7 separate regions of the Homo sapiens genome follow, and all the other regions are linked to region 1. Evidence: chromatin contacts called from ENCODE Hi-C or POLR2A ChIA-PET data. All regions are on one chromosome and are shown on one strand. Each heading gives the region's core, a stretch centred on a gene start or an enhancer-like site at or near the end of the contact. The rest is flanking DNA. Distances are from core to core; before and after follow the strand shown.

Region 1 (2,635 bases), core at 136-2,635:
AATTATTGCTGAATGCACCTGCTGTAATATGGTACCATCCTTCCTGGGAAGAGCTCTGCTCCTCCTTCAGTCAACAGATTCTGGGGCTGAGAATTAGCTCCATTCAAGAAACTAGGCAAAAGATCCTGACTTTTGTACCTCCTGGTAATCCACACGTGCTTTCTTGTAGAAATTAAGCATTGCCCTTGTTGGGTGCCCATCTATCTCCTTCCTAAAACAATGAGCCTATTGAGAGCTCTCTGCAGGGCAGGAACCCCCTGGGTGCCCCACTGATCTTGCCTCTCATTGTGATCATGGCCTCTGCCTTGCATCCAATGGTGAGCATACCACCTGGCCTTTGTAATCCCAGGATCCTGTCATCCCCGTTGCTACCAGGAGCCAGTTCTGTGATTTCATCATCTGTCATCAGCTCTGGCACATAGAGCACAGCCATTCCTGAGCTCAGTGACTTTGGGGCCACTCTCACCAGTGCATTCCTTTGTACATGGGAAGTCCTCCAGGCCATCTCGTGAAGATAGTCAGCACCATGGATGCTAGCATGTCCACTCCAGCATGGCCACTTCTCTGAGCCATTTGGTCCCTCTCTCCACCATCTGCCTGAGTGTGGGTCACTGCTTTCTCTAGGCTTTTAAGCAACATCTGAGTTGAGTCTTAGCATTCTCTCCAGGGATCTTGACCAAGATGCTTAATCCTGTACCACCTAGATTGCTCCCTCTCAATAAACTCAACCTTATTCGATTTTATATCTACACTCTTTGATCCAATCCCATGAATATATTCCCAGGTCCTCTGCAACATATTAGCTCGACCCCACAGCTCCTTCACCTGATATCCCCTTTTGGCCAAGCCAGCCCAGCTCATCCCCAGTCGGGCTGTGCTGAGATTTGGTTCTTGTTATTCTTTGGTTTTGCCAACAGGAAAGATGAGGGTAGATCCTGATGGGTCAAGCATTGTCTTGTATGATACCTACCTCATTTGAGACCTCTGTATGATCTTCAGAAAAGGAAAGTCTTGCTTTTTTTTTTTTTTTTTTTTGACCGAGTCTCGCTCTGTTGCCCAGGCTGGAGTGCAATGGTGCAATCTGGGCTCACTGCAAGCTCCGCCTCCCAGGTTCAAGCAGTCTACAATCTTCTACATGACATGAGAAATAGGCCATTTCTGCAGGCCCAGGGGACTCAGGGGCATGTAAGTGTTCAGGGTTCCCAACTGTCCAGGGCTCCCACCCTAAGTGTAAGGGTCTCACCTCTTTCCCATTAGAGCCCTGTGTCTGAAGGACTGAGAACTTAACCTACTCAGGGTTCAGACTGGTCCTCCAGCCAACCTGCCTTCCAGCTGCAGATCATCGGGGTTTTCTTAAATGCTGCCAAGGAAGTGCTCTGGCTTTCACAGTTTGCCTGAAACCAGTGATGAGTCATCCTGCGCCTCTGCCTCTCTCTCTTCAACACTCAGTAGCCTCAGCCTCAGCCACCCAAGCCCACAGGCCTTCTGGTTATCATTTCATCAGCCGGCCACCTGCTTCCTCTCCAATTTTTCATTAGGGCCTGCAACTCACAACCACGTCCAGTGTCAGCTGCCTGAAAGTCTTCCTAGAAACAGAGTCTGAGATGGAAATTGCATGCAGAGTGCTGATCAGAGGGTGTTCTCGGGAGATTCTCCTGTAAAGAAGTGAGAAAGGCAGGATGCTGCAGAAGCTGAAGCTGGCTGCAACGAGGCTACACTTGGAGCCACCCCCAGCCAATCCTAAGTGGCGCTCTCGAGCTGGGACGGCCCATCAGAGTTGTCCCAAGTTGAGGCAAGAGGGCCGAGCCTTTGCGTTCCTTCCTCGGTCAGTTTCAGAACCTGGGGGATATGACCTGAAAAGAGGCCATTCCCTGCAGCAGGAGGGGGCATCCAGTGCGGGCTCTGCCATGGCCATCATCAACTGTCACTGCAGCTAGCGGGGAGACCTGGGCAGAGCACCCCAATGGTCACTGCAGCCGAAAGAGGACTGCTTGTCTTTCTGCTCTCACACCCCTTACCTAGGGAAGAGCAGAGAAAGGGTTGCTTGAATGGGAGGAATAGCAAAGAGAACAAAGAAATCCCAATGAGGGGAAACCTCTCAGCGCACCAGCCTCACTGTGTGCTGAGAGGCACCCACTGCCTTCCCTGCACTCCTTAGATCTTGTTCATGGGTGGTTGTTTGTTGTTGTTGTTGTTGTTGTTGTTGTTGCTGTTTTTAATGTAAGAAACAGAATCTTGCTGTGTTGACCAGGCTGGTCTCAAACTCCTGGCCTCAAGCGATCCTCCCCCCTCAGCCTCCCAAAGCACTGTGATTACAGGCGTGAGCCACTGCATCCAGTCTCATTCATCTTTTTGTACCATATTCTCTGTCCCACCACTCAGAAATATCTCAGGTGCTGTACTAGTGCCTTACACATCCTGGACCCTCAGTGCTGTCTCAAACTCCTGGCCTCAAGCAATACTCCCCACTCAGCCTCCCAAAGCACTGTGATTACAGGCGTGAGCCACTGCATCCAGCCTCATTCATCTTTTTGTACCACATTCTCTGCCCCACCACTCAAAAATATCTCAGGTGCTGTGCTAGTGCCTTACACATCCTGGACCCTCAATGCATAGCATGGTAGCACCAAAAGGT
Region 2 (2,635 bases), core at 79-2,578, 480 kb before region 1:
GTGGATGTGATTTTTATTACCCTCCTGTGTGCTCCTGAGTGCTCTGCGTCTAGCTGTGCACGATCAAGCAGAATGCTGAAAGCAGCCCTTGTGTGTCTTGCATTTTCTGTGAGGAAGCTGCACCTACATTAACTCCTCTAATCTCTAATAGCACAACCTGTGGAATAAAACAGAGCGACGTGAGCATAGATTTTTACACATAGCAAGATGTGTCAGTTGCCAGTGTTTGCCTCCCCACTTGGACCACCTACTGGTGTCTTTAGGTTTCTTTGTGTTTTCCCTAATGCATAGGATGAATAACCAAATGGGAAACATAAAGATAGACATTTCATGGCTTGTCAGCCAAATAAATTAATATTCTTGCAAACATAGATGTCAAGCATGACCAAAAATAATCATGCTAACTGGGGCCACATGGATTTCCCTCAAGTAAAAAGTACCAATTAAGTTCTATGGAGATTATTTTTATTCCACAGTTTATCAAACCATTTTTTTTTAACTTCCTCAGCCATTTCTCCCTTTCTAAATGTCCTTAAATCTAATAGGTCCAGAAACAGGAGAGGGGGACAGAGGCATCCTTTCACTGATGAGTGGAAGGACAGGAGAGGTAATCCCTGCTAGGGTTGGAATGGGTCCCCTCCAAACTTCAGGTGTTGAATCTTAATGGTCAATGTGGTGGTAGTAAGAGATGAGACCTTTAAGAGGTGATTAAGCTATGAGGGCCCCTCTCTTGAGAATGGAATTGAGGCCTTTATAGAAGAGACTTCAAGCAGTATTCAGCTCACTTGGCCTTGTCATGTGAGGACACATCCTTTGTATCTTCTGGAAGATGAAGTAACAAGGTGCCACCTTAGAAACAGACCAGACACCAAATCTGCTGGCACCTTGGTCTTCGACTTCCCAGCCTCCAGAACTGTGAGGAATACATTTCTGTTATTTACAAATTATTCAGTCTCTGGTATTTTGTTATAGCAGCACAAAACAGACTAAGACAGTCTCCATACCATCCTCAGCCTAAAGAACCAGCTTCTTGCTCAGGTGGAATAGATCTTCTGGAGGGAAGCTATATTTCTACTAGAAAATCAGTTGTATTTTCACCAATCACGAAGGCTCTTCCAGACATCAGGGCAGTTGTAGAAGTGCCTGGAGAATGGAAATAGGCCCTTTTCCGGAACGCCCCCACACAGGCCAGTGGGACATTTATTTCCCTCTCTGTGAGAGACCTGTTTGGTTGGGAATGAGAGGAATGCTGTCTGACTTTTATACCCACTTCCGGGGAGCAGCCAGCTCCCACATGAGAAAGAAGACTTTGTACAGGGGCCAGGACCCTCACTGGATGCCAGAACCCCAGGACTTTCACTACACAAACATGTACATTCTGAATCATTCCTAGCAACTCTTCACGCAAAACAAACAAGCCGAGGAAAGTACCTCTCAGATGCACAAGCCAAGAATTCTAGAAACTCACTTTCCTAACCCCAAGTCATCTGCAGAGCACGCCCACAGAGAGCACCTGGGTGTGCGGCACTGCTTTTCTCTGGTGTTCACAGCTTTTAAAGACAGCTTTTGGGAAAGTATGTTCTCATTCATAGCCGATACAAAAGGTCCTTACACTTTTCTTATAGTTTAGTCATTTTGTAATTGTAACTGATTTTTCTTTGATGTTATTTCTTTTTGAGTCATATGAAGAAAAAAATAAACTTTGGTTTAAGCTTGTTAGCTTTACTTTTGTACAATAGCACTTGTCTTACTGAACCACATAATGAAATTAGAAGCTGCCAGATGTCAATCAGCGTGGCCCCAGGTACCATGTCCTTTTGTGTATCTGTGTGTATGGAATATATTTATCACGTGCTTATTGTGTGCTGGGAACTGTGTAAACTTTTTAATGCATTATGTCAAATTGTAATAATTACTCTGAATGGTGTTTTGTTAACCACGTTTTAGAGATGAAGAAAGTGAGGTTTACCTACAAGCAAACTTGTCCACTGTCATAAACTCATGATTGGTCCAAAAGATTTAGCAATCAAATCCTTTGCTCTATCCAGGAGAAGTTGCAGTTATATTTTAAGCACTTACAGAGTCCAGCGTTGGCAGATAGATACTTTTCATCATAATACATAAGTATCCATCTATTAATACTTTAAAGTTTTTAAATTAGTTTTCTGAGACTGATGTAAAAACTTACCACCAACTGGTGGTTTAAAATAACAGAAATGTGTTCTTTCATATTCTAGAGGCCGGCAGTCCAAAATCAAGGTGTCCTTTTAGTGCCTCCAAAGCAACAGATACTTTCTTCCTTTGCCTCTTCCAGCTTCTGGCAGCTCCAGCTGGCCTTTGGCTTATGGCCGCATCACTCCAATCTCTGCCTCTCTGGTTAGTTGCTTCCTAGTATTGTGCCTGCCTTTCGTCTGTGTGTCTCTTATAATATGCTTGTCATTGGATTTAGGGCCCACTCAAATAATACAGATGATCTCATCTCGAGGTCTTTAAGTTGTTTACATCTGCAAAGATTCTGTTTCCAAGTAAGGTTGCAGGTTCCAGGGAATAGGATGTGGGCATATGTTTTGAAAGGCTACCATTCTACTATGTAACACTACATTTTTAAACGGAAATGAACATTTAGCAAGTATTT
Region 3 (2,635 bases), core at 53-2,552, 450 kb before region 1:
TCTTGCCTTTAGTGAAAAGGTGTGAGGGGTGCTCATTTCTCTGATACAGTCCATTCAGGATTCGATCAGGACAGATCAGTGGGTGTGGGATTTCCCTAAGTGGGCCCTTGGCCCCATGATCCCTGCAGAAGGTGACTACCAGAGCCAGGAGCCTCCTCTGCAGGGAACAGCTCCTCATGGGCATGGACCACGAGTGTGAGGCCACTGCTGCTCACCAGCTTCCAAGATCAAAGCCGCTGGGGTGCCAGGATTTTTAAATAAAAAAAGATGGAGAGATTGCTTTGGAAATCAGTGTCATCCATGGTTCCGTTCATTCTTTGACGCTTATAACCTATCCATCAACAATCCTAGTGGCTCCACAGAACACATCCAGAAAATGGCTTCATCTAATCTCCTCCATGGCTTCTAGTTTAAGTGAAATCCCCATAATTTCTTACCTCAATGATTGCAATCACCCCTTGATCAACCCTGAGCCTCTCTATCCCCCAACCTCCTTAATTCTATTCTCAACAGGACAACCTGTGGAAATCATTCAGAATGAAAATCCAATCACGACACTTCTGGACTCAAAAGCTTCCCTTGGCTTTTCATCTCACACAGATACAGAAGCTGAAATTCTTAGAATGGTTCATCAGGCATTTTTTTTTTTTAATTTTTTTGTAGAGTCAGGGTCTCACTATGTTGCCCAGGCAGGTCTGAAATTCTTGGTCTCAAGCTATATTTCCTGCCTTGGCCTCCCCAGTAGCTGGGATCACAAGCGGGAGCCACTGCACTGGCCACCAGAACTGATGTGTGATGGTGTGTAAGCCGTACCCATACCATTACACATCAGTTCTCTCTGGCCTCATCACTTACAACTCCCTTCCTCACTCACGCTGCTCCATCCACACTGCCCTCCTGGCTATTTCTGGAGCATCTCAGGAACGTTCCTAACTCAGGGCTTTTGCATTTGTTGTTTGCTCCAACCTTATAGAAAGCATAGCTCTCACCTACCTCTTTCAGGCCTTTTCTCCAGTAATGTAGGCAGAAGTGCTTTGTATATTTACTCGTGTCATTAATTAGAGCATGACCCTGCTCTCCAGTACAAATTTTAAAAAGCCACAGATGTCTTCTATACAAATTCATGAACTTCAGGGATCCCTAGAAGCTTCCTCATGTATTCCCTTAGTTTCAAACGATTTCAGTAAAGCATAAAAACATAAAGACGTACATTCACAGAAACACACACATACACAGTTTTGTGTGTGTGTGTGTGTGTGTGTGTGTGTGTGTGTGTATGTTGGCTTCCTGAAACCTTGCCCAGAAGCAACTACTCTCATCTTCAAAACAAAAGTGAAGGGCAAAAGCCTGACTCACTCTACAGAAATGCTTTCCAGGCAACTATTCAGAAATACCTGAATCAATAGCAACCTCAATGATCGGGTAATGTTTCTCAGTATAAGTCTTCTTGTTTCCAAAGAAACTTTCTTTTTCAGTAGCTCTCTGCAGCTGAGCAAATGCTAAAAGCCACTGGTGAAACCTATTACCTGACGCTAATAGGGTTTGAGAAAGAAGCAGGCAGTGTTACTAATATCCTCATTCTGGACTCTGAGATAAGAGCCCTTTCTATGCTGAGCTTTGTTGTGAGTGAAATTTCTCATCCATGCTGCAGATAAGATGTCCCCGCTTGTTGAAAGCATTCCTGAGCTTCCATTTAACAAGTTATGAATGGAGCTGTCTGTGCTGCAAGCTCTGAGAAGCTGTTTATCACCTTCTTCCCCAGACGCTCAGTCACCTCTGCTTTTTTATCTTCCCTGGGTCCTGAAACCATAAGTGTGATCGCTTCTCCTTCACCCTCCATACACCCACCCTATAGGTGGGGGCATTCATTTGAAAGGTGTTCCACTTGGGGCCACCAAGACGAGGACCCCTTCCTGCAGTTACCCAGGAGGCTCTGATGCTGGCCTCTGGATGATGCAGTGTTCTCTGCATGATGCTGAGGCCTGGACCTTGCTGTGAGATAAGAAACAGTGACCATGAAGTAAAGCATTAAATGAACACAGGATATCATGCCTTTAATTAAGCAATTTCAGCGGCATGCATTCCCACTGGCCACTCTGCACTCCAGGCTGACTTGGAGAATTAGTTTGATATTCATAAAAAAAGATGTTCCCAGTGAGCAATTCTATCAAAACGGGTTCTTGTCTTTTCTTTTTGTCCCTACACACCATCCTGCCCCACATCCAGTGGCTTCCTAGCTAGTCTGTTTCCATCTCACTTTCTTCAAAAGCACCCACTACCCACAGGCAGGATCCGTCTCCTGGGGCATTTCCCATCATGGAGTGTTAGTAGAGACCACAGCATGGGCACACAAGGGCATAGGCCACAGCTGCCAGCCACCTAGACAATTACCTTCATCCTTCTCCATAGTAATTTTTAATGTGTTTGTCCTTTTATGACAGCCCTCTTGGTGTTATGCTGTATTGAGTTGCTGAGCCACCATTCCCACTGTTGGACTGAGATGCCAGAGGTTAGAGATCATTGAACAATTTGTATCCGCAGGCCCTTGCTCCTCAGGACCATGTCTTATCTGTAATAGTTTCTCAGTAAGTATTTGTTGTAAGGGTAGATGTGTATCCAGTGGATTAAGTGAGCT
Region 4 (2,635 bases), core at 98-2,597, 330 kb after region 1:
TCAAAGCAAACTGCACCCGGGACGTCCGCCTCAGCTGCTTGGCACTCTGAGTCAGCCTGCAGGACCTGCCTTTCTCATCCAGCCCGTGCCACCCACCTGGCCGGGTCCAGCAGTGGGTCCTACCACCATCGTTCAGGCCCAGGCCCAGCTCCTTTCCAGAAGCTGGAGTTTACGAGGCCATGCCGCTGACCACACTGCCAAGTCGTCCCAGTCACCAGGCACAGCCACCAGGAGCGCTGGGTGGGACCGGAGGCAGCCCTAGAAAACGGGGCTGCCTGGAGGTGAGCAGACTGGTGGACGATGGACGCAGGCCAGATGCGGGGACCACAGATGCGCTGCTGTGAGGACAGAAAACAGTTGCAGGTGTCCCAGAAAGCGTTCCAAAGAGGAAGGCCCTCTCACCCCTGGAGCACGGTTTCCAGGCCCCCAGCCCACAAGGACAGCCCCTCTGTGTCCAGCCCTAGATCCCACTCACACCTGCCTTGAAGCGCTGGCTGTGGACATGCTTAAATCTACTCACATGTGCCTCAGACCTGGGTTGGGGGTGGGCAGGAATTTCCAAAATCTTTTTAGACGGATTCAGATTCTTTTTAGCTATCCAATCCTTTCTTCAAATGAAATGGGGCTCATGAAGAACCCCAGTAGACAGAGCGGGACATGAAGCGGGTTGGAGGGAACGCTAGGACCCTCACTGGAGCACCCACACTCACCCCCGACAAACCCCCCAGGAGACCACGGCCCCCAAGAGCAGGGGTGGCTGCGCTCCTCACAGCCTGTGGCTCACAGCTCACAGCGGAGCTGCAGGCCCAGCTGAGACGAGGCGGCAGAGAGTGGAGTGGATGAGCGGGGTGTGCGAGAGTGTGTCTGTGACAGTGAGTGTGTGTGTGTATGAGAATGTGTGTGAGAGTATGTGTGAGGAGTCTGAGAGTGTGTGTCTGAGAGTATGACTGTGTGTGTGGAGTGTGAGAGTATGTGAGTGTGTGTGGGAGTGTGTGTGGGAGTCTGTGTGTGGGAGTCTGTGAGTGATAGTGTATGACTGTGTGTGAGGGTGAGCATGTGTGTCTGTGTGATAGCAATAGTGTGTTTGTATGTGTATGATTGTGTGTCAGTACATGTGTGAGTGATGTGTGTGTGTGTGTGAGTGTATGTGAGAGAGTGTGTGAGTGTGTGTGTGAGAGAGGGAGAGAGAGAGGGAGAGAGAGAGGGGAAAGGGCTATCAATGTAATTTGCCTCTACAGCTAAACACACAGGCCGTAATCATAGCCATTTTACTAAATGCCCATAAAACTAAAAAACAAATAGGAAACCTCCGGATTACAGGGCCTTCTCTGAGCAGGGAGTGGCGCAATCAAGTGCTATCTGCGCTAAGTCCCAGCTTGCAGTGAGTGACCCAGGAGGCGCGGGTAAACAGAGAGAGGACCCCGTTCCCTGTCCCCCCCATCAAACCTCCAAGGCTGAATGCCTCCGAGGCTGAGCGCCGGGGGAACGGGGGGCTTCCTGGGAACGCAGTCCCCTCCGTGTGGGGGTCCTCAGCTCCCCTGTGTGAGCCTGTGCCATGCGGAACGGGACCACAGCCTCAGCCTCACAACGTGCCTGTGACCCAGCGGGAGTGGAACCCAGGCCTCTGGCACCGGGGACCCTCAGAACCCTGCCTGCAAGGGAACCCCAGACTTTGAGGGGAACAGCCTCGTGCAGCCCTCATTTCTCCCTTACAGCTGTGGGACTTCACAGACAAGCAAAAGAAAGGGAGCATTTTAGCAAGAGCAGCCTCAACGCCACCCCCTAGAGAGCAGAAAAAAAGGGATGCTACCCCAGGTCTTACTCTAGGGTCTCCCCTCGGCCACACTCCCTGCCTCAACAGAATCTCAAGCGCCAGAATCACCAAAGGACATTCTAAGTGTCATTCCGCCCTGAGTGTCAGAAAATGCCTGCAGTGGATCCTCAGTGGCCTCCGCTGATGTAAGGAGGGTGGCCCGGAGGAGGCCGCCCTGCAGAGGGCTCCCCAGCACAGCAGCCGCGGGGACCCAGCACGCCAGGCGCACGACAGGGAGCAGCCGGTAGCCGGGGCAAAGTCTGCAAGGATCCAAGCAGGACCTGCCCCACCCTGGTTCCACCCTCACTTCTTGATGCTTGCCTTCCAAAGACCTGGGGACTTACCTGTCCCCTGAAAGATACGTTTACCAGGTAACAGCATCTTCCCAACCCCCACGAACCTCGCACTCCAGGCTGTGTGCACCTCAGATCTCTGTGGAAGTGGCATCTACTACTGAAAACATTTTTTTGGCAGAAAAAAAAAAAACCCTCAGCTTTAAGAGACTATTGCTGGCAGTGCAGGCTCCAAGCAGACCCAGAATCAGGCCTAGCCAGGCCCTTCCGGCAGCCCCCTCAAGCTCCGAGCTCCCTCCCAGCAGGGCGTCCCTCCGCTGCACCCTCATGGATGCCCCATCCACCTGATGGCAGCCCCTCCTTAGTTCTGGCCACTCCTTCAGCACCAAGGCCTGGGAGGTGGCTTAGGAGGTGAAGAGGAAGGAGCAGCAGGGATGCCCCGAGGCAGACGCCCGGGAGTCATGCACTAGGGCCTCCCAGGGCTGACTGGGCCAGGCACCTGCGCAACCCTCACTGACATGGCACGGAG
Region 5 (2,635 bases), core at 74-2,573, 300 kb after region 1:
TAGCTGTCATCATGGCATTAACCCAACACATTACTCACGTGTTTAATGTAAACAAACCTACTGCGCTACCAGTTGTATAAAAATCTAGCACATAGAATTGTGAATAGTACATAATACTTGATAATGATAATAAATGACTATTATCATAATATAGTATGTTGTACTAATTTATGTACTTACTATATGTTTTATCGTTATTTTAGAGTATACTGCTTCCACCTTTTTTTTTTTTTTTTTGAGACGGAGCCTCGCTCTGTCACCCAGACTGGAGGGCAGTGGTGCAATCTCGGCTCCCTGCAACCTCTGCCTCCCAGGTTCAAGCGATTCTCCTGCCTCAGCCTCCCAAGCAGCTGGGATTTTAGGCACCCGCCACCACGCCCAGCTAATTTTTGTGTTTTTACTAGAGAAAGGGTTTCACCAGGTTGGCCAAGTTGGTCTCAAACTCCTGACCTCAGGTGATCCACCCGCCTCGGCCTCCCAAAGTGCTGGGATTACAGGCCTGAGCCACCGCACCCTGCCTCCTTCTACTTATTAAAAAGCAAAAGTTAACTATAAAACAGCCCCAGGCAGGTCCATCAGGAGATATTTCAGAGGAAGGCATTGCTATCATACCAGATGACAGCTCCATGTGTGTTTCTGCCCCTGAAGACCTTCCAGTGGGACAAGATGTGGAGATGCAAGACAGTGATATTAATGATCCTGACCCTGGGTGGGCCTAGGATAATGTGTGTGTGTTTTAGCTTTTAACAAAAAAGTCAAATTTTTAAAAATTTTTAAATAGAAAAAAAACGTATAGAATAAGGATATAAAATATTTTTGTAGAGCTGTACATTGTGTCTGTGTTTTAAGCTGTTATTACAAAAAAGTCAAAAAGTTGAAAAAATAGAAAGTTTATTAAGTAAAAATGTTACAATAAGCTAAGGTTAATTTATTATTGAAGCAAGAAATTTTTTTTTATAAATTTAACATAGCTGAAGTGTACAGTGTTTACAAAGTCTACAGGAATGTACACTAATATCTAAGCCTTCACACTCACTCACCACTCACTCACTCACTCACCCAAAGCAACTTCCAGTCCTGCAAGCTCCATTCACGGTAAGCATCCTAGATGGGTGTACTAGGTTTTCATCTTTTATGCCATATTCTTACTGGACCTTTTCTATATTTATATAAACACTTATTCATACCATTGTGTGACAATTGCCTAAAGTATTCAGCAAAGTGACATGCTGTTCGGGTTTGAAGACAAGGAGCAATAGGCTACACCACATAGCCCAGGTGTGTAGCGGGCTCTGCCAAAGGTGTGTGTGACTGCTCTGGGACGGCCTCACCATGGCATCACCTAATGATGCATTTCTGAGAACGGATCCCCGTCGTTAAGTGATGCTAACTATACTTACGAGTACATTGTGATGAGTCATTATTTACAGGTCATTTTAAACCCAAACAGTGATTTACAGGGACTCTATCTCCTAGAACTTTTGAATTTCCTACAGACAGTCACAAGAAAAACATTAAGATGAACTTAGAGAACAAGCTGAGTGCTTTCTCCTTGCATTTCATAACAAAAGGCAATGTTCATAGGGGGATTTCAGATAGTGTGTTGATTTAGGGAGAAAAATCACATTGCTTGAAGAATTCAAATCAAACTATAGGTTCAAATACTCTACTACCTAATCAGAGATTTCTATTTACACCCAAATAGGAACGGTCAAACCTGAATTATTATTATTATTTATCATAAACCTAAAGTCCCGGCTTGAGTAATTCATAGGCACAAAGTGTGGCAGCTACAGTCGCCTATATGTCCCGCCAGTCACTAAAACAGGCACAGTTCTTCATCCACACGCCATTTCCTCTCTGCCCTTCTTTGTACCAAAGATCACTGTGTCCAAGAAAAGCATTCTCAGGAGGCCCGAAACTGTGCTGTGGGCAGAAAATCAGCTTTCTGAAACCCTGAAGCTACTACATGTTTGCTCTTGGTTGAAACTGTGCTCTGAAACCTCCCCGTAAAAGCTTCCACTGGGCCTGGGCCCTAGAGAAGGTGATAACATGTGGAGGACTGAGGCTTCTTCAGATGAGGGGAAACAGAGTCTGTGCAGGTAGACGACATCTGCTTCTCCCTAAGGCGCTGGGTTCTAACTCACTCTCCCTTCAGTTTAACCCAGAATGAGTCCCAGGAGCGAAGCCCTTGCTCCAGTCATCTTAACACCAAGATGACAGGGGGAAGATCAGAGGTGGGAGAGACAGTCAGGAGCCCTGTCCAAGAAGTGCCCTTGGTAGAGGGTCCTGCAGACCTTGGACCACCCGGGCATGACACCAGTCAGCGCCCCACAGGCAGCTCTAAAGGCCTGTGTTCTCTCTTGGGATGGGCTGAAACTCGTTGCACTGTCACTTTGCACACAGGTCCAAGCTTTATGCTACAAAGCAGCATGCAGACCAAGCCTGCCTCAAGTTCACGTGAAAGTCCCTCAGATTCATGAATACATCAACCCTGTCTAGGCCATTGCTTCAGGGACACTGAGAACAGATGAAACCAGGGGGTAGAGATTAAAAGACACCAAATTCCAACCTTCATCTTCGTCTCTGAGTCTGTCACTTAGGCCCAGAAAGTTAAATTCTCTGTTGCCCACAA
Region 6 (2,635 bases), core at 102-2,601, 300 kb before region 1:
ATTTTAAAAGAGAAAACTACACTTTTTATTGTTATTTATTTATACAATTACAAGCATCAACAAACATTTCTGTAAAGAACCAGAGGATACATATTTCAGGCTTGGATGCAGATCCACAGTTTCTGTCTGTGGGCTGCAGGCCGTGGTTTGCCAACCACAGTATAATAAAATAGACTTTCAAAAGAAACTTATAATTTCTCAAACACTTTTGTTTGCTGGGTAGACATCCAAATAATTCTTTTTGCAAGAAATTGATTTAGGTATCATTTTATTGCAGATATAACTGATTAGACACATATGCAAATAACTGTAAACAGTGTGATTTAGCCTCCTTGTGAGGGAAATACACTAAGAACCCATTGCTGTTAACGCATAGACCAATGCATGTGTATTAAGAATCTCTCAAATCTCAAAATTGACGTTTCAGGGGAGCCTCAACTCCCAGGGGGCTCAGCCTCATTCTATAGAAGTCACCAACCCATTATCAAAGCCTCACGCTAGTATCATTTTATAAAAATAGACAAGAGAAAACAAGATCCCACATGGGAAATGCTGCCGCCACAAGAATGTGATCGCCTCTGTCTCTGTTACCTTCTATCTAAAAGCAGATATTGCTGTGGGATCTTTTTCAAAAACTTCTCATTTCACATGAATGTTTCCCCCAAGCGCCCTCTATTTTCAGCAAATCTCAAGGATGTTTTGCTTGCCTTGGGTCAAAGAATCACTCTGACTTGTGTAAATGAAACATTGACCAGGAAAAAGGGAACTGATTTTTATTTGTCGCTTTAAGGCAGACATTGAACTAGACCTTTTGTCTTTATTCAGGTTTGTATCCTGCCCAACAACTTATTGCGGTCATCACTCTTCCCCTGAATTTATAGATAATGAATTTGAGCCTCAAAGACTTTCCAGGCCACACATCTGGTGTAACAGCTGGGTATAAGATTTAAACCCAAATCATATATTCCAAGGTATATATCTGTTTTACCCCATCAGATTTTTTCTTTCTTACGCTTAGTGCTTTTATCAGAGCTCCTCTCCCATCCAAAGCAACCCCTTATCTCTGAAGCAGAATCACTGTCTGCAGGTTTCACATTAACGTGGATTCCTCCTTCCCTTCTTCTCCAGCAAAGCATCCTGAGTAGAGGGGGCTCGCAGAAGGAAGCAGAAGAGGCGCTCCTCTGGTGGCTCTCCAAAGTGCACAGAGCTGGGATATGGCAGGGATGGGGGAGGCTGGGGGACCAGGGGGTCAGGCAGCTGAAACTGATGAGGCAGCCCACCAGCTATGTCAACAGAGCAGGGCGCCGGAGTGTTGGAGCCCTGGGGCTGATGGAGCCCTGGGCTGCGAGCCTGCCCACAGAGCCGCCAAGTCTAGACTCCAGATGTGTGTTCACCGCTACCCAGCCAAGTCAGATCCAGCGGGTAAATATTCCTACCAGATGACAGTGGGCTCAGTTACAGCAGTGATGACAAAAGACAAAAATAGGAACAGAGTGAATACCAGGCACTGCTGCTGCTCCTTGGGGGAGACAAACACACACTCACACACACACGTGCACACACACACTACATACCTCTCCAAGACGCTATTACGGCAGTAAATCGTATATGTTCTTATATTTTCTTGCTAAGTCGAAATAGTTCCAAGATGAATTGAAGGCTATTTAAGTAAATTAAACACTTAAAATGAGCTGAAATTGGGTGCATGAAAAGGACACAAGCAATTTACCTTCTGATTTTTAATCTTTTGAGAGATAGAGAGCTGAGAAAAAGACAGAAAGCAAGTTTTTAAGAAATTGTTTTAGAATACAGAGCAATGAAATGTTCATTTGTTTGGAGAGTTGAGAGTTGCACAATTTTAAAGAGACTCAAGATAAAACTGCATAATAAAAATCTAAAAATAGATCTGTCTTCCAGCTTTCTTCAGGCCAAATGTTTATCACTATCTCCCACACCAGCCCTACCCAGAGAGTCATCAACTGTGTCACCTCGATTACAGCTAGTTCTGATGACGTCATAGGCTGATTTCAAAATGTGGCTTTCAAAATCTGCCTCGAGCAATTGCAGGGAAAGAACATAGGTTTTCAATAATTCCCGAGTTGTAATATCTCTTTGCTTAAAATATACTGACACCTGGTAGGAGGTAAGGTTTCACTTCCTTGTGAAATTACAGCCTTCCATATATCAGAGACAGCAGCTGAAAATGAATGAAATGCTAGAATTTTTTATGAACTCCCTCACTCCATTCACAGTATCCCAGGAGACATTTAGGTAATATTATAGACATCGACACTTTCACTGTTCTCTTACTTTACTTCTTGAGAGGATAGGATTTTATTTGGGGGGAAAATAGACCCAGAACTGGAGTCTAGATCATCCCCTTTAGATTAAAAAAAAGGGTGACCCCTGACAACCAGGGAAGGCAATTACTACTGACCAATTAACCACCACTTTCCAGACACTTCACTTACTTTATCCCCTGTAATTTTCACAAGCAGCCCGAGAAGTTAAGTATATTATAGAATAAACAATTTCCACAGAGTCACAGAGATGGTCCGTACAGAGCTGGGATTTGAACTCATTCTGCCTGAATCCAAATGGAAATCTAACATATGCTGGGGAAAGGATCTGGGTA
Region 7 (2,635 bases), core at 89-2,588, 280 kb after region 1:
GAGGAGGGCGGGTGGACGTGGCCAGACCCAGGAGGCTGCAGGGAGCTGGGACTCAGCACAGCAGCCTGGGAACTCCACTTTCAGCCTCGGCTAAAACCCCATGCCCAGAGTTCCTCAAAAAGCCCCTCAAGTCCCTCAAAGGCCCCAAAACATGCTGGGTGCTGAAGACAATGGCCTGCAAGCTTCACATGAGAAACTGAGACCCTCTGTCCCCACTCTTCCAGCAAGTTGAGGCCATTTTCTAGGAATGGTGAAGTCAAAGAAGCTGCTCTTTTCACATTACTCAGAAACACGCACTACCCCCAATCACAGATGCCAGCCATGCACAGGGGCCCGTTCTGAAGGCAGGGGCAGGTGCACCAGCCCAGGAGCCCAGAGAAACTACAGCCAGCGCTGCCTCGGCTTAGGGAACCTGCGGCCGGCTTCCTGGGTACAGCCATCGTAGGAAAGAGGGCCTTTCCTCAGCCAGCATCCCTGCCCCTTCCTCCACCACCTTCCCTCTGTGGGACTGCTCCCAGGCAGACCTGGGGCCTCAGCCAGCATGGGCAGGAACTCCCAGAGGACACGGGAAGGACTCCTGAGGTGCGGACTGGAGGTATGGGCGCCTTGCAGCACAGGGCCTAAGAGGAGAGAAGCAGCTCAGCCTCCCCAGGTGGAAGGAGGCACCCCTTTCCTTCCAGGACAGCAACCTGTTGGTTTGTCCCAGGCCTGGTCAGGTGGGGCGAGGCTGCTCCTGGCGAACTAGGGACTCCTCTGCCCAAGCCCCTTCTCAGGGGAGGAGACCGGCATCCTACACACCCATGTCCACCATCCATGAACATTTACTGATCTCTCAGTAAGTCCCAGACCCTGTGCTAGGGTCCCTGCGATCACGAGCTCATAGACCAGATAAGCGCAGAGAAAGTTGTAATTAAACTACCCAATGCAGAACAATGACCAGCCCAGGTCAGGATACAGACCCAGGGCCATGGCTTAAGCAGCAGAGGGCCTGGGGCGTGGGCGGGGGTGCAGGGGAGGGAAAGGTCCAGAGAGAGGGTGTGACCCTGCAGGTCCGGCATAGCCAGGCATGAGGGCACTCCAGGTGGGAATGTGCCGCCCCAACCCCGGGCACCCCCCGGGGAATCCGGCGCCCGGTGACACAGGCCGCCCTCTTTGAGGGCCTGGATTGAGGAAGTTGGGGTCAGAGCTCCAGACTGGAGTCCCTCTTGCTGAATTCCCCTTCCAGACATCAGAGGCAAAGAGGAACCCTCATTCAGAGACCACCTGCACCAGCGCTTCCGGGCTGGGTCAGAAAAACAGGTCGTCCTCGCCGCCCGCGCCGGCGCCTGCAGCAGGTTCCTCTTCTGGGAGCCAGCACGCAGCCAGAGCTCCAGGGAGGGGGGTGCACCCCGGGGGTGGGACCCACGGGGCGGGGCCAGGCGACACCTCGCCCACTGCCGTGACTATGCCCAGCCCCAGCCAAAGCCCGCCCACTGCCGCAGCATGCCACGCCCCCTCCCGGCCCGCCTCGCAGGGTCATGTTCAAGGTCCTGCCCACCGCTCCTCCCACAATCCAGCCTCAGGGAGGGCCTCCAGGCTCACCTTCCCAGCCTCATTCCGCACAGCTTGCTACTCTCCACACGCACCGCCTCCCGTCTCCAGGCATACCAGCCGACCTGTTGGTCGCCTCTTTTCAAGTCCCCCTCATTGCTTAAGACCTTTCATCATTCCTAGGCCTGTGTATAATCTTTCTCTCTTTTACACCCCCCGCCCCTACCCTGGCAATCAGGGCACACATCGAATCCTGCCGGCTACTTTAACAGCTTCAGGCAGACCCCCATGGTTTCCTCCCGGCGAGGCACTTTGAAGTCCTGAAGAAATAAGTGTGAGGTGGTATGAGAGGGGCTCCTCGGTGACTTCCACAGGCCTCCATATCAGGCCTTCCCCTGCAGAATTCCATGGACCTCTCGGGGGTCCAGGACTCCTTCACAGCAGGGAGGCCCCGAACAGGAACCTCGGGCCCTGCCTCGGGATCAGCGGGATCAGCGTTCCTCCGGGGCTGACTGGAGAACTTTCCTTTATCTGCAGGACCCGCTGGGGTCTCCCGGGCCTAGGCTTCCCTCGGAACTGCATCTCGAAGGGCAGCTCAGCTCGCACTCCGCGCACCTACTGTGTGCTCTCTAAGCTGGACACCAGGAAAGCTCTGCGACTCTGCTGTGAACTCTGGGGTCAGTGAGACCCCGGGGTCAAAAGCTGGCTCTGCCGCTCACCATGGCTGTGACCCTGAGAAAGTTGTCTAACTTCCCTGAGCTTCGGTTTCCTAAGCTGCAAAATGGGAACAGCAATCGTTGTCTGTCTTGCAGCCTTGTTACAATGGCCGAAGGAAAGAGCATGGCACGGAATGGGTTCTCAGTTAGAGGCTACAGAATACCCAGCTCCTCCTGCAGGTGAAGAGCACCAGCTCTGAGCCAAATGACCTGAGCTCACACACGGGCTCTGCCAGACACTGGTTGCATAACCTTGAACAAGTTTCCTCATCTTTCTGTGCCTCGGTTTTCTCATCTGTAGAATGGGCATAACATGGTGCAGTGTTTCTACTTGGGAGGGATAAAAATGGTCTGGAAGTTGATAGTGGTGACGGCTGCACAACCCTATG

What was found. Hi-C counts contacts between places; a loop is a spot of excess contacts on that map. ChIA-PET counts read pairs that join two places held with the same protein, here RNA polymerase II (POLR2A). Pooled maps may share reads with other maps.
Region 2: a map of GM12878 shows a loop between it and region 1 (2.3-fold over the local background). The contact joins two enhancer-like sites. A Hi-C loop is called at or near these places in 1 of 168 maps with a recorded cell type or tissue (GM12878), 10 of 37 single-sample maps with no recorded cell type and 12 of 50 pooled maps. POLR2A ChIA-PET finds 5 or more read pairs at or near these places in 2 of 52 experiments (GM12878 and OCI-LY7).
Region 3: a pooled map shows a loop between it and region 1 (3-fold over the local background). The contact joins two enhancer-like sites. A Hi-C loop is called at or near these places in 4 of 37 single-sample maps with no recorded cell type and 10 of 50 pooled maps. POLR2A ChIA-PET finds 5 or more read pairs at or near these places in 2 of 52 experiments (GM12878 and OCI-LY7).
Region 4: a pooled map shows a loop between it and region 1 (2.7-fold over the local background). The contact joins two enhancer-like sites. A Hi-C loop is called at or near these places in 1 of 168 maps with a recorded cell type or tissue (OCI-LY7) and 3 of 50 pooled maps. POLR2A ChIA-PET finds 5 or more read pairs at or near these places in 1 of 52 experiments (T-cell).
Region 5: a map of GM12878 shows a loop between it and region 1 (2.0-fold over the local background). The contact joins two enhancer-like sites. A Hi-C loop is called at or near these places in 2 of 168 maps with a recorded cell type or tissue (CD14-positive monocyte and GM12878), 28 of 37 single-sample maps with no recorded cell type and 12 of 50 pooled maps.
Region 6: a loop to region 1 is called in a map of GM12878, with 6 times the contacts of the local background. The contact joins two enhancer-like sites. A Hi-C loop is called at or near these places in 2 of 168 maps with a recorded cell type or tissue (CD14-positive monocyte and GM12878), 9 of 37 single-sample maps with no recorded cell type and 8 of 50 pooled maps. POLR2A ChIA-PET finds 5 or more read pairs at or near these places in 1 of 52 experiments (GM12878).
Region 7: a pooled map shows a loop between it and region 1 (5-fold over the local background). The contact joins the promoter of LINC01814 here to the enhancer-like site in region 1. A Hi-C loop is called at or near these places in 1 of 168 maps with a recorded cell type or tissue (OCI-LY7), 8 of 37 single-sample maps with no recorded cell type and 8 of 50 pooled maps. POLR2A ChIA-PET finds 5 or more read pairs at or near these places in 1 of 52 experiments (OCI-LY7).

What each region holds. Positions count from the first base shown.
Region 1 is chr2:8,300,771-8,303,405 of GRCh38, forward strand. All of the region lies in intron 2 of LINC00299 (long intergenic non-protein coding RNA 299), which reads right to left. Among named protein-coding and RNA genes, the nearest start is that of LINC00299, 26 kb to the right of the region's middle. RefSeq lists enhancers at 1-456, 1,562-1,621. Within about 2 kb of position 1,386, at least 17 of the 41 ENCODE cell types and tissues checked have a DNase peak (open chromatin) inside an H3K27ac peak, as active enhancers do; they include GM12878 and OCI-LY7, where a contact is called at or near this core.
Region 2 is chr2:7,824,468-7,827,102 of GRCh38, forward strand. LOC105373408 (a long non-coding RNA gene) reads right to left here. Exons shown (of 4, transcript XR_922750.1): 3 at 21-157. Among named protein-coding and RNA genes, the nearest start is that of LINC01871, 100 kb to the left of the region's middle. Within about 2 kb of position 1,329, at least 5 of the 41 ENCODE cell types and tissues checked have a DNase peak (open chromatin) inside an H3K27ac peak, as active enhancers do; they include GM12878, where a contact is called at or near this core.
Region 3 is chr2:7,846,694-7,849,328 of GRCh38, forward strand. The region is part of intron 1 of LOC105373408 (a long non-coding RNA gene); the gene reads right to left. Among named protein-coding and RNA genes, the nearest start is that of LINC01871, 120 kb to the left of the region's middle. Within about 2 kb of position 1,303, at least 4 of the 41 ENCODE cell types and tissues checked have a DNase peak (open chromatin) inside an H3K27ac peak, as active enhancers do.
Region 4 is chr2:8,625,889-8,628,523 of GRCh38, forward strand. All of the region lies in intron 1 of LOC105373411 (a long non-coding RNA gene), which reads right to left. Among named protein-coding and RNA genes, the nearest start is that of LINC01814, 43 kb to the left of the region's middle. Within about 2 kb of position 1,348, at least 6 of the 41 ENCODE cell types and tissues checked have a DNase peak (open chromatin) inside an H3K27ac peak, as active enhancers do; they include OCI-LY7, where a contact is called at or near this core.
Region 5 is chr2:8,604,473-8,607,107 of GRCh38, forward strand. The region is part of intron 2 of LOC105373411 (a long non-coding RNA gene); the gene reads right to left. Among named protein-coding and RNA genes, the nearest start is that of LINC01814, 22 kb to the left of the region's middle. Within about 2 kb of position 1,324, at least 4 of the 41 ENCODE cell types and tissues checked have a DNase peak (open chromatin) inside an H3K27ac peak, as active enhancers do; they include GM12878, where a contact is called at or near this core.
Region 6 is chr2:8,002,445-8,005,079 of GRCh38, forward strand. No RefSeq gene overlaps it. Among named protein-coding and RNA genes, the nearest start is that of LINC00298, 27 kb to the left of the region's middle. Within about 2 kb of position 1,352, at least 14 of the 41 ENCODE cell types and tissues checked have a DNase peak (open chromatin) inside an H3K27ac peak, as active enhancers do.
Region 7 is chr2:8,582,454-8,585,088 of GRCh38, forward strand. LINC01814 (long intergenic non-protein coding RNA 1814) reads right to left here and starts at 1,339. Exons shown (of 6, transcript NR_110257.1): 1 at 1,264-1,339. RefSeq lists a silencer at 1,230-1,599 and enhancers at 1,277-1,956, 1,957-2,635.